Linked DNA regions of Homo sapiens: region 2 is linked to region 1. The links are chromatin loops, found by intact Hi-C in ENCODE. Cell type or tissue: pancreas. All regions are shown on one strand. Links, peaks and the distances in the headings refer to the core of each region. The heading gives the core; the rest is flanking DNA.

What was found. A loop is a pair of places that touch in the nucleus more often than their neighbours do. Peaks named below come from ENCODE experiments on the same cell type or tissue, not always from the same donor. Only the 100,000 strongest peaks of a DNase experiment are listed, where the experiment ranks them.
Region 2: it touches region 1 in a loop (2.0-fold over the local background); 1 of 110 quality-filtered maps calls a loop at or near these places.

Annotation. Positions count from the first base shown.
Region 1 is chr1:47,556,225-47,561,597 of GRCh38, forward strand. No RefSeq gene overlaps it. Among named protein-coding and RNA genes, the nearest start is that of FOXD2, 120 kb to the left of the region's middle. In pancreas, for the core only: no CTCF peak of the experiment used is centred there; a DNase peak (open chromatin) is centred at 2,917; H3K4me3 peaks cover 477 bases; H3K27ac peaks cover 2,293 bases.
Region 2 is chr1:47,446,828-47,452,200 of GRCh38, forward strand. No RefSeq gene overlaps it. Among named protein-coding and RNA genes, the nearest start is that of FOXD2, 11 kb to the left of the region's middle. In pancreas, for the core only: a CTCF peak has its summit at 3,267 (motif pointing right); a DNase peak (open chromatin) is centred at 3,288; H3K27me3 peaks cover 1,013 bases.

The sequences.
Region 1 (5,373 bases), core at 153-5,152:
GAATCCCCTTGGCTGGGGAGCAAATCTCCATTTTGGCAGGAGGGACTCTTACTTGATCAGGGCTGAGTTCTACGAGTGACTGTAAATTCTCAGTAAAACAGCCCCGTTGGGCCTAATTTCAACCACTTAACCCAGAGGTTGCATTCTTGAAGTGTTCTGCCAAATACATTCGTCTCCCGGCTCTGAGACCACAGCTCCTGAGCTCTTGCACGCAGCAGCTGCTTTACCGCCAGCCTTTCTGTTCTCACCTGCCTGCAAGACTTGGGATCCACTCCCCCCTCACTTCCCCCTTCTTTCTCACTCCCACGCGAGGGAGCCTCCCAGTGTGGCTTCTCGGCAAGTGTGGGTCTGAGCTGGCCACCCTGGCTCCTGTTGGTTTGAGACCAAACAGCCGGGCAATTGATCAAAACCTGGTCAGCATTGGAAACCCTATATAAATGCCTGGCTAATTCGGTCAGACACTAAATCAAGTTGGCCAAACAACAGCTGAAATGGGCAAGCACAGCCTAAACTACTGGTCAACTTGGTCAAACATCTGTCAGCTGGTCTGAACAGTGCCAAAACAACCTATCAAGTTAGCCTAAGTAAAGGGTACCTTCAAAACAATTGGGTCAAACTATAACAAAACTTCCACTTAGTTTGAATAACAAGTCAACGTGGTCAAGTCATACCAAAGCAATTGTTCAACTTAGTCAAACAACCAATCAGCTTGATCAAACAACTCTCAAACAACCTGTCTTTAGAATTAAACAAAGCCAAAACACCAAACCAACTCAACAACTAGCCATTAGGTCAAACCATACCAGAACAATGGGTCAGCTGGGTCAAATGATAGAAACACACCCGGCTGTTGTAAACAGCCAACTGATGGCCTCATACAATGTCAAAATATTTGGATTAATTCACTCAAACATCCAGTCATTTCCATCAAACCCAGTCAACACAGTTAATGAATGCCAAAACACCTACCCAACTTAAACAGCCAGTCAAATGGGTCCAACCGTGACAAAATAACTGGTCTACTTGGTGAAACCACCAATCACCACAGCTAAACAAGCAGTCAACCCAATCAAACTATGCAAAAGCAACAGGTCAAACTGGTCACCAAGCAGTAACAAAACACCCACTCCGTTCTGTCAAACAACCACTCAAGCAGGAGAGGCTGTGTCTAAACATTCAGTCAATTCCATGAAGAGCCAGTTGCCTCGATACTATGAAACCAAAACAACCACTTAACTTGGTTAAATTAATGATGAGGCTAAGTTCTTGGAGATGCGCCCTCTGCTCTGTCTGGCATTCTCAGGAGAGCATCACCAAAAGAGGTGGTCTATGCAGCAAAGTGAGCGGTTAACGTCTTTATCTTTCACCAAAACATCCATCAGTTCAGTCTTGCAACATCCAGGAAGAAATCAGACCTCTCGCTTCTCTGGGTAAATAAACTCTAACTTGGAGATTGAGTTTCTCAGGTCAGGGGAGAATGGTCATTGGCAGACAGGGAGAAGGTTTGAAAGAGCTAGTTCTATCCCTTCTCCCCAGACTGTACTGGGGAAGAAAAAAGTCTCCTCTGGTATCCCTGGTTGCAAAATATTTGGGATGGAGATGCTTTCTTCCAATGACCAGACCTTTGAGGGGTGAGCTGCTCAGAACCTGCAGCAAGTTAGTGGTGAGCTATGACCCATGTGTCGAGTTAGTTTCTCAGAGCTAAAGGCACTAATCCCACAGCACAAGTCTGGCTTCCAAAATCCAAGTCTTTCACTGGGACAGGAACTCCCTTCATCAAGTCCAGGAGCTCTGGTCCCCAGCAGAGCAAGACTGTTCAGAGGTTAATAGTGACAGTAACATAGTGAGCTCTCACTGTGTGCTAGGCACTGACCTAAGAAGCCTTTAACACACATCACATTTTATCTTTACAAAACCCAATGAGATTGGCAATGTTATTCCCCCATTTTCCAGGTGAGATTCATGGAGGCTCACAAAGATGAAGAAAGTTGTTTTAGGTTATGGAGTTGTTAAGTATCAGAGCCAGGATTTGAAACCAGCTCTAACTTAAGGAGCCAGCTGTACCTATGAAATCCTTATTGAAAAAAAGGATGAAGGAAGGAGTTGGCCTGAACTGCATCATACTGAAGGTGTAGGTGAGATGCTGCATAATGAACCTGTGTGTGTCTGAATGTGTGGCAGCTGCAAAAGAAGAGGTACTTCATCCCAGTGGAGACACAGGTGTAGACAGGTTGGAAGCCTGAATTTCAGTAACGCACAATCTCAGCTTACAGTCCACCCTGGTGCTAAGCCCTCTTGCCCAGGAATGCCAAATGGGCATTACTCATTACCCCAGAGGCCAGTGGGTCCTGGGGTACCCTGGACCTATAGGCAACCTTCAGGGCTGGCTTACTGGACAGGGGGCAGGTGACTTCCTGAGATCTGCTCAATCCTTGCCACTGAAATCCCTCTTGGCACCTGTACCTGGGCAGCAGATCTGAACCCATTATTGACCACAATTGACACCCTCCCTTCATTCAAGGGAAGAAAGTCATGTTGACTCACCTCCTTACGTTAGGCACAGACCATTTTATTGAACGTTAACGCAAATCACACGGGCAGGAAATGTCGTAAAGAGAAAAGTAATCTTCTGACGGAAAAATAAATTATCAGCCGTGTTCCGAAGGAAAAGAAACATTCTTAAATAATTTCTCTTGCTGTTGGTATTGGCTGGCAGTGTGGGCCAGCCAAGCAAATGGTAATTTCCAAATTAGATTATACATTATGTCATATTAGTTTTATATTAGAAAAACAAACGGGATCAGAGGAGAAGTGCCAAGGTTGGCGAGCTGTGCTTGCCACGTGACCAGCCGTGTTTCCACTGCAGAATGTTTAATGATTCCGGGAGAGGTGGAAGAGCAAACATTCAGACCGACGCGGGGGAGAGTTGAGGTTGGTTGCACAGAGGTAGGCTCTTCCAGGAGGGAAAGGACAGCTCCCAGGCTGGGCCCCTCTGAGTATGGGTACGCAACCAGGCTGGGGAGGCAGGGAGCACCCCCACAACAGTCTCGTTTTCTTTTCTCCAGGTATTTGGACCTTCCCTTGGAAAAGCTGGTCTGGGGCATGGGCTTTGGAGTCAGGGCACCATGGCCAGTCCATGTTCACAGGAGCAGCAGGTGGAGGTGCCCCATGTCAGTCCCAGAAGTCTGAGTGGGGCTATGTTGGTGGCCTACTTCCCTAGAGAGCTGCCCTTGGGCAGTGGGGGCAGATATCTGTCTCCCTAGTGTGCAGGGCCAGGGGAATGATAAGGAGGAGACTTTAAATGAGACTCATATTGCTAGCTCATGGTTTTTTTTTGTTTGTTTGTTTTTTGTTTTTTTTTTTTTTTTTTTTTTTTTGAGACAGAGTCTTGTTCTGTTGCCCAGGCTAGAGTGCAGTGGCATGATCTTGGCTCATTGCAGCCTCCACCTCCCAGGTTCAGGTGATTCGTGTGCCTCAGCTAGGATTACAGGTATGCGCTACCACACCAGCTAATTGTTGTATTTTTAGTACAGATGGGGTTTCACCATGTTGGCCAGGCTGGTTTTGAACTCCTGGCCTCAAGTGACTTGCCTACCTGGTTCTCCCAAAGTGCTGGGATTACAGGCGTGAGCCACCACACCCATCCAGCCAGCTCATCTTTGGTGAAGACTACTCCATGCCAGGCGATTTACCTGTACTTACTCCTCACGGCAATTCCACCAGACCATGTTACAGATAAGGAAATGGAGAGACAGAGAGGGCAAATAACTTGTCTGAGATCACATTATTGAGAACTGGCAGAGCCTGTGCATAAACCAAAGCTCCAAGGCTGAAATCTGCACCACCACAGCAAATGCCTGTGAGTGGGTGGGGAGTGAGGGATGATGAATGGCTGGTCAAGAGGGTTCTTGCAATTGCTGAGGCATCGGAGTCCTGACCTTTAAAGCCCCTTTCTCCCTAAGACTGTTGCTCAGACAGAAAACAGCACTTGTTTGTGTGTGAACTTGGGCAAATATCTTTTACCAAACTGTGAGCTTGTCAAGGACAGGGATCTTGTGAGATTATCTCTGAAAACTTTGTATCCAACTTGGATGTTGATATCACTTTTGATGGTTGCGTGGAGACAGGAGAAAGAAGAAATCTAGATGGTGAGAGCTAGAAAGGGCTCAGGGCCTCAGGAACCCGGGTCAGTGTTTGGCGTTTATAAATCTAGGTGACTCTGAAGAGTGCAGAGCTGCTCCCGGTCCCATGACAGGCATTGGCTAATCATTCACAGAGCCCCTGCCCGACAGATCTTCTGAAGTAGCCACTACTAATCAAAGTTGGCACTGAAAGGAAACTTATTTGCTACTATTGGCCTTGCCCACCCCCTAGTTGTAACTGAGAAAACCAATAGCAGAGATGGGGAGGCAGCTTGTTTGAAGTCACACTACCAGTCACAGACAGAGTCGGATCCCAAACCCACCTCCCAGAGCATACAATGGCGTTAAAAGAGAAGATTTAGGACAAATTAATTACCAAGTATCTGACAAGTGATAGCCTGTGGCCAGCTCTGGCTGCCTGGAGCCTGGAGGAAGAGAGAAAATAGAACCTGGGGACCAATCACACGGCACTGCAGGCTGGAAGTCCCATCACTTTGGGCAGTCCTGTCCTCAAACTCTTTTCCATATTTCTCAGTAGATCTGGGTTCTAGCTCCAGCTGGATTTTCCTTTGGTAGTCTATGTCCTCTCTCTGGACCTCAATTTGTTCATCTGTTAAATGGGGACAGGCATGGTGCTCAAGCTCTCTGAGATGTAAAATTCCTTCTGGCTCTAATATTCCAGGATTCTGTGGTCTCAGAATTCAGCCCAGACTGTCCCAACACTCAGCTTCTCCTTGGAGTGAGTCCATGGGAAACTACAGCAATTTTCTTGGACCACCAGTGGGAGAAGGAGGCATTCAGCAGGATTTCTGCCTAACTTCTGTCTGACACCCCTGGTGGCCTGGGGGGCTACTGCTGCTCCTGACTTACTTCCCTTTCCCCCTGGAGAGCCCAGCTCCTGGGGATGACCTGACCCGAAAACACATGCATTCACTCACCAAATACTCAGAATCCTTCCTCTAGGCCAGAACTCTTGCTGGGTGCTTGGGACCCCATCTTTGTCCTTGGAGGAGCTCACAGTCCAATGAGGGGGGCAGAAATGCATGGAGACCACCCAAATGCAGTCTGCACAGTAGGTAAGACCTGTGACTGGGATAGCGGGGAAGCCGTGGGAATGCAGGGGAGTCTTCCGGGGAAAAGTGGTGTCTGAGCTAGACTCTGAAGGATGAGGCAGAGTTCAGCAAAGAAGAGCAGGGGGTAGGGTCCATGCTGCAGGCAGAGGGAACAGCAG
Region 2 (5,373 bases), core at 154-5,153, 110 kb before region 1:
TGTGAGAGGGTATGGATATGCATCAGTGTGTGCAGGAGAATGTGCTTAGGGGTGAAGATTGATGAATGACTATGTGTGTGCTAAGGTATACTTGTGATGTATCAGTGTGAGTCTGTGAGTACAGTAAGTCTCCCTGGCTGTCTTGGGCAGAGGCTGGAGAAATGTGAGTGAAGAGGATTGGAGTGGAAGGGTTAGGAATGAGTCCCTGCCTGAGTTCCCAGCCTATTCCTCTGTTCCTTAACAAAAATTAGGACGTATCCTTCTTCCAATTTCCTTCCCTACTGCAGACAAGGATGGGAACATGGAGCACAAAGTGAAGGTGCTAATGGAGTGCAGTGAGGGCAGCAGTGGAGCAGTCAGCCCTCCTCCCAAGATTCTTACCTCTTACCTTTCCCGCTATGTCCAGCCCCTGCAGCCTGCCTGGGGGTCAGGATCCAGGTTATTGCAGAGCAGCTGAGAGGCTCCATTGTGTGGCCTTGGACCTGTTCTCTGGCCTGGTGCTGCTAGCCCCCTCCCCTCTAGACCACACAGAGGGTCTTGGCTACTGGTCCTAGGTGACTGTGGAGTCTTCTCTTCCATTGCCAGAAAACTGGCTTACATCAAGGAGGCAGGTGCAGGCTGTAGAGCCTGAAATGCCAGAGCTTGCAGGGTCTCCAAGGCTAACATTGTATGGGAAACTGGTCTAGAGGGGGTGAGCGGTGGCATTTGCCCAGAGTTGCTCAGCAGGATCCTAGATATAAAGTTGGACCCTGCAGCATCTATGCACTAACATAGACAATTAACATAGATAATTAACATAGACAAATAACATAGACTATAGACACTGGTCCAGATCTTTTCCTTTTATTTTTAGTTGATGCATAATAATTGTAGTAAATAATTTACTACAATTATTACAACCCCACAAATATGGGATTTAATTGTATGTAAATCCCATATTTGTGGGATGCAGAATGATATTTGATACATGCATACAATATGTAACAATCAAATAAGGGTAATTAGCATAACTCTCACCTCAAACACTTATCATTTCTTTTTGTTGTGAACGTTAGAAATCCTCTTCTAGGTTTTTGAAGATATATAATAAATTATTGTTAACTATATCTACCCTACAGTGCTATGGAACACTAGAACTTGTTTCTCCTACCTTGCTGCAATTTTGTTTTCATTAAGGTATAGCTATTTTGAGGAAACTAAAAACTTAGCATCTCCTCTTGTCTCTAGGGAAATCTCAAATGTCACCTGGGCTGTCAATGCTTCTGAATGCCCCTTCCTTCCTAAAGGCAGGATAGGAGTAAGGTCAAGATCAAGGTGAAGGATAGCAGACAATTATCCAGATAAATCAGGCATGGAATAGATCACCTTTAGGTGAGAGAGGTGCTCGTGGCTTTAGGGAGAAGTGTAGGTTAGCAAGAGCGTCTGGCACTCCACTTTCCCCAGGGTTCCTGGGCTGGGAGAGGTGGCCGAATTCTCCTCCTAGCCCTAGGCAGAGCAGAAGGTCCAGCGCCAGTGACCCCCTTGGAGGAGAGGAAGGGGTAGGGGAATGGTCAGAGTTTGCCAGTGAATGTCTCTAGTTTTCGGATCTTCCAGTGTGGTGGCTTCCCTGCCTCTTTTGCTTTCGTGAGTCTGTTGGAGAATCTATCTGTCAGTTGGCCCACTGGAGTGCTCCAAGCCTTGCTTCCCTCACCCCACCTGACTCTAGGCCTTTTATAAAGTGAAGAATAAACAAAGAAAATCTGGGCCACTCAGGTCCCAGGCAGCTTTGGTTGGAGCCGTTCCTTCCTTGGTCAGATATGCTGACCAAGCTTCAGGGCTTTGGGGTGTGTGTGTGTGTGTGTGTGTGTGTGTGTGTATGTGTGTGCGTGTGTAGGCTCAAGTGTAGCATTAGGAATTCTGAATTACACTTACCTCTGGAAGCTACCAGGGCTTTTTGGTGCCTCTTTCCACTCCTCCTGGATCTTTACCTTAGCACCTACCCTGAAGATACTTATCTAATATTGGGAGTAGAGAAGGGGAGGAGGTGAGAAGATTCCTGATTCTTGCTGGGGTGCTGACTCTCTGTGTCCTTTGGCAAGTACTCCCCCTATCCCCACTGGGCCTCCATTTCTCTGTCTCAGAAATGGAGCTGGGGAAAGTTAGCCTGGACTCACCTCCTGGGTCTGTGGTCAGTGGCTGCTTCCCAGCTCCTCCCTCTAGTCTACTGAACAGCTCATGCCCCTCCCTCAGCTGTCGCTCTGCAGCAAGGGTGCTGGATGGGACAGTGCTGGACTTTGGAGACATCTCAGGAGCAGCCTCAGGACTTCTACCATAGCTGCCTACTTACTGGGAGCTTGGCTCACTTCCTTTCTGGATCTAAGAGGCTTCCACGTGGGACCCAGGGCTTTTTCCTTCCCTGGCAGGGCCATGGAGGGGTGGCCAAATCTCTGTGTATGTTTTGGTTGCCGGTTTGCATAAATGTACCTCCTTTGGGGAGAAGGGGGAATGTGGATGAGGTTGAAGGTGAGTCGCTGCCTGAAGCTGGCAGAGCTCAGCCCATCCCATTGTGTCTCCCGGGGCACTGAGATAGGGTGGCACAAAATGGAAAAGGGAGCCTCTAACCCAGCTCCTTTTTACTCCTCTCTGTTCACCCTGAGCCACCCAGCCTTCTTTCCGGGAAGCCTTGCCCGGATGAGGGCTGGGTAGTGGGGAGAGGCAGGGCACCCCACAGGAGCTGGAGGGCTGTAACCTATCAATGTGGGGGAGTGGGTCAGAACGTTCCCAAAGCCTGAGTGGGGAGGGGGCTGTGGCTTGGCTCCCTCCCTAAAAGTCCCCGCCCAGGCCAAACTAAAGAACTTGCTTTTGTGGGGTTGTAGCTGGAAGTACTCGAAGACTGGGGGCCGGGACCAGAGCTCTCAGAGACAAGTCCGCCGAGTGAGTGTCTGAGGATGGAGACGCGAAGGGAATGGGGAGGGGCGGGCTCTGTTGCCGCTTACCCTGGAGCTGGGGCTCCAGTTTTCCAGTCGAAGTTCTCCTCTCTGCCTACATCTCGGATTCTGGGTCTCAGATGCAATCGCGCACCCAAATTGCATCCTGTGAACAGAAAAAGTCTCAAACATGCGTACAAAGAATATTCAGAAGCAGAAGCAATTTCTGAAGAGCGAGGCCCGGGACTGAGTTGGCGAGACTCCCAGTTCGAGTGAGCGAAGCCAGGGTGGAGGGCTCCGGACCGAGATTCCTGAAAGCCTCCCTGACACCGGATCCTGAGCGCAGGACGGGCCCAGCCACTTGGGGGCGCCGCTGGCCCCAAAGTACCGGGAGCTTACCCTCCGCTGACCAGGATTCACCCTGGCTGGCAGAGACTACCCTACGCTCCGCTCACCCGGCCACCCCGCCCCGCTCTGCGCTGACCCTCCGTTAGAGGCTGACTCTCCAAACTAGGACGATCTTGCTCCTATGCGGGACGACCCAGCGCTAAAAAGGGATGACCCTATACCACCGGGGGTGACCCTGCTTTGAGTGGGTCTGACCCTGTGCTAACAGAGATGACCTTAAACTGACAGAGGCAGATCCTGTGCTAACCGGGATGTGCTTGCGCTACCAAGATTGGCTTTGTGCGCTCCCTCTTAAGGCTTATCCTGCATAGATTAGGTGCTAAGGCTTGCAGTCCTTGTTATGGTCCCTGTAGCTCTTGCGCCGCAGCAGGGATGCCCTATTCCACCCCCAAACTGGTAGCTGCTTTATTCCTCTCCCCGTAGCCCTTTGGGGGCAGTTCTGGGACACCTGGTTGGAGAGAAGCCTGCCGTGGCTGGGCACACCCTGCACCTCTGGGAGGAGGAGTTCACAACCTCAAGGAGGAGGTGGCTGAGTTGTGGGGAGGGAACTGATTTTATGGAGGCTGGGGCATCTTGGGGGCCAGGACTGTGAGTACTTTTCTGTTGTCTGTGCTCCTGACCCCAGAGCCCGGCCTTGCCACCCCCACACCCTCTCCACATATGTAGGCGGCTTTATTTTTGCACCACTCCATCTTCCTGGGCCTACTCTCCCTCTCTGTAAAATGAAATGAACTTATCACCAGACTGCCCTCATCTGCTGGAATGTCCTTGTCAGTCTCAATTCATTTCACCATTCTTTTATTACTCACTTTGTGCCTGGTCCTCTCCTCTGCACTGGGGATACAGTGGTGAACAAAACCGATGTGGTTCCTGTCCTCAGGATGGTGACAATCTAGTGGAGGACAGAAAGAAACACAAATGCATGTGGAATTAAAGCTGTAATATGGGCGCAGAGGGAAGAATGCCGACGGCCTTGAGAGAGAATAGCTGAAGGATGTCATGGGGTGGGGATTCCTCCCCAGCTCTGGAGCCTGCTGTGGGGAGAACTCATCACCCCATACTTGATCCTGTTTGACTCCGATTTCAGTCAACAGACCTCTGGCCGCTGGACTTGCTGGTCATGGCAGCTATAGGGAGCCAGGAGCCCCTCCCAGTGTGTCATCATCCATCACAGATTTCCATTTGAGCAGCCCTCCTCCAATGTCACCAGAAGGGATTCACCCTTCATTCCAGCACCCAGAGCAACTTCCTCTCCCCAGGTCCTTGGATTTGGAAGAGGCAGTCTGCCCCTCAAGAACACGATGTGGAAGTCAGGCTGGCTTTGGGATATGAGATGGCTTCAGTTCTGAGATCTCTCTCTCTCTCCCCCTCTCTTTCTTTTTCACTGAAGGCCACAGTCACACTGAGATCTCTATCCAGCATGCTGTCTGGTGCAATAAATAGTCATTGATTAAAAGAATAATTCTAGGAGACTACTCTTTAATGAGCCCAACAGCCAGAGTGATTCTGTGGTTCATGGGTCTGATTATCTGATTGTTCCTTCTTCCACTTTCTACCTGGTTCACTCCCTACTCAGGGTCACCTCCCCCACCAAGCCTTCACTAGCATCTCCCCACTCCCACAGAATTTTTTTTTTTTCTTTTTTTGGAGACCGGGTCTTGCTGTGTCACCCAGGCTAGAGTGCAGTGGCATGATTATGGCTCACTACAGCCTTGATTTCTCGGGCTCAAGCGGTCCTCCCATCTCAGCCTCCTGAGTAGCCAGGACTACAGGCTAGCCACCACGCATGGCTAATTATTTATTTGTAGAAATGGGGGTCTCCTTATGTTGCCCAAGATGGTTTCAAACACCTGGGCTCAAGCAATCCTCACACATCAGCCTCCCAATCCTAAGACTTTTCATACTTTTAAAGAACTTACTGTGATGTATTATTTTCTGCTTGCTGTTCCCCCTCCCTCATCTTTTCCAGTACACAGCACAAGGCCTGGAACATGAAAGAATGAATCAACTGCATGTGTAGAAGGGCCCCAAAAATGTGTTGCATTGCCCAAAGACAAGT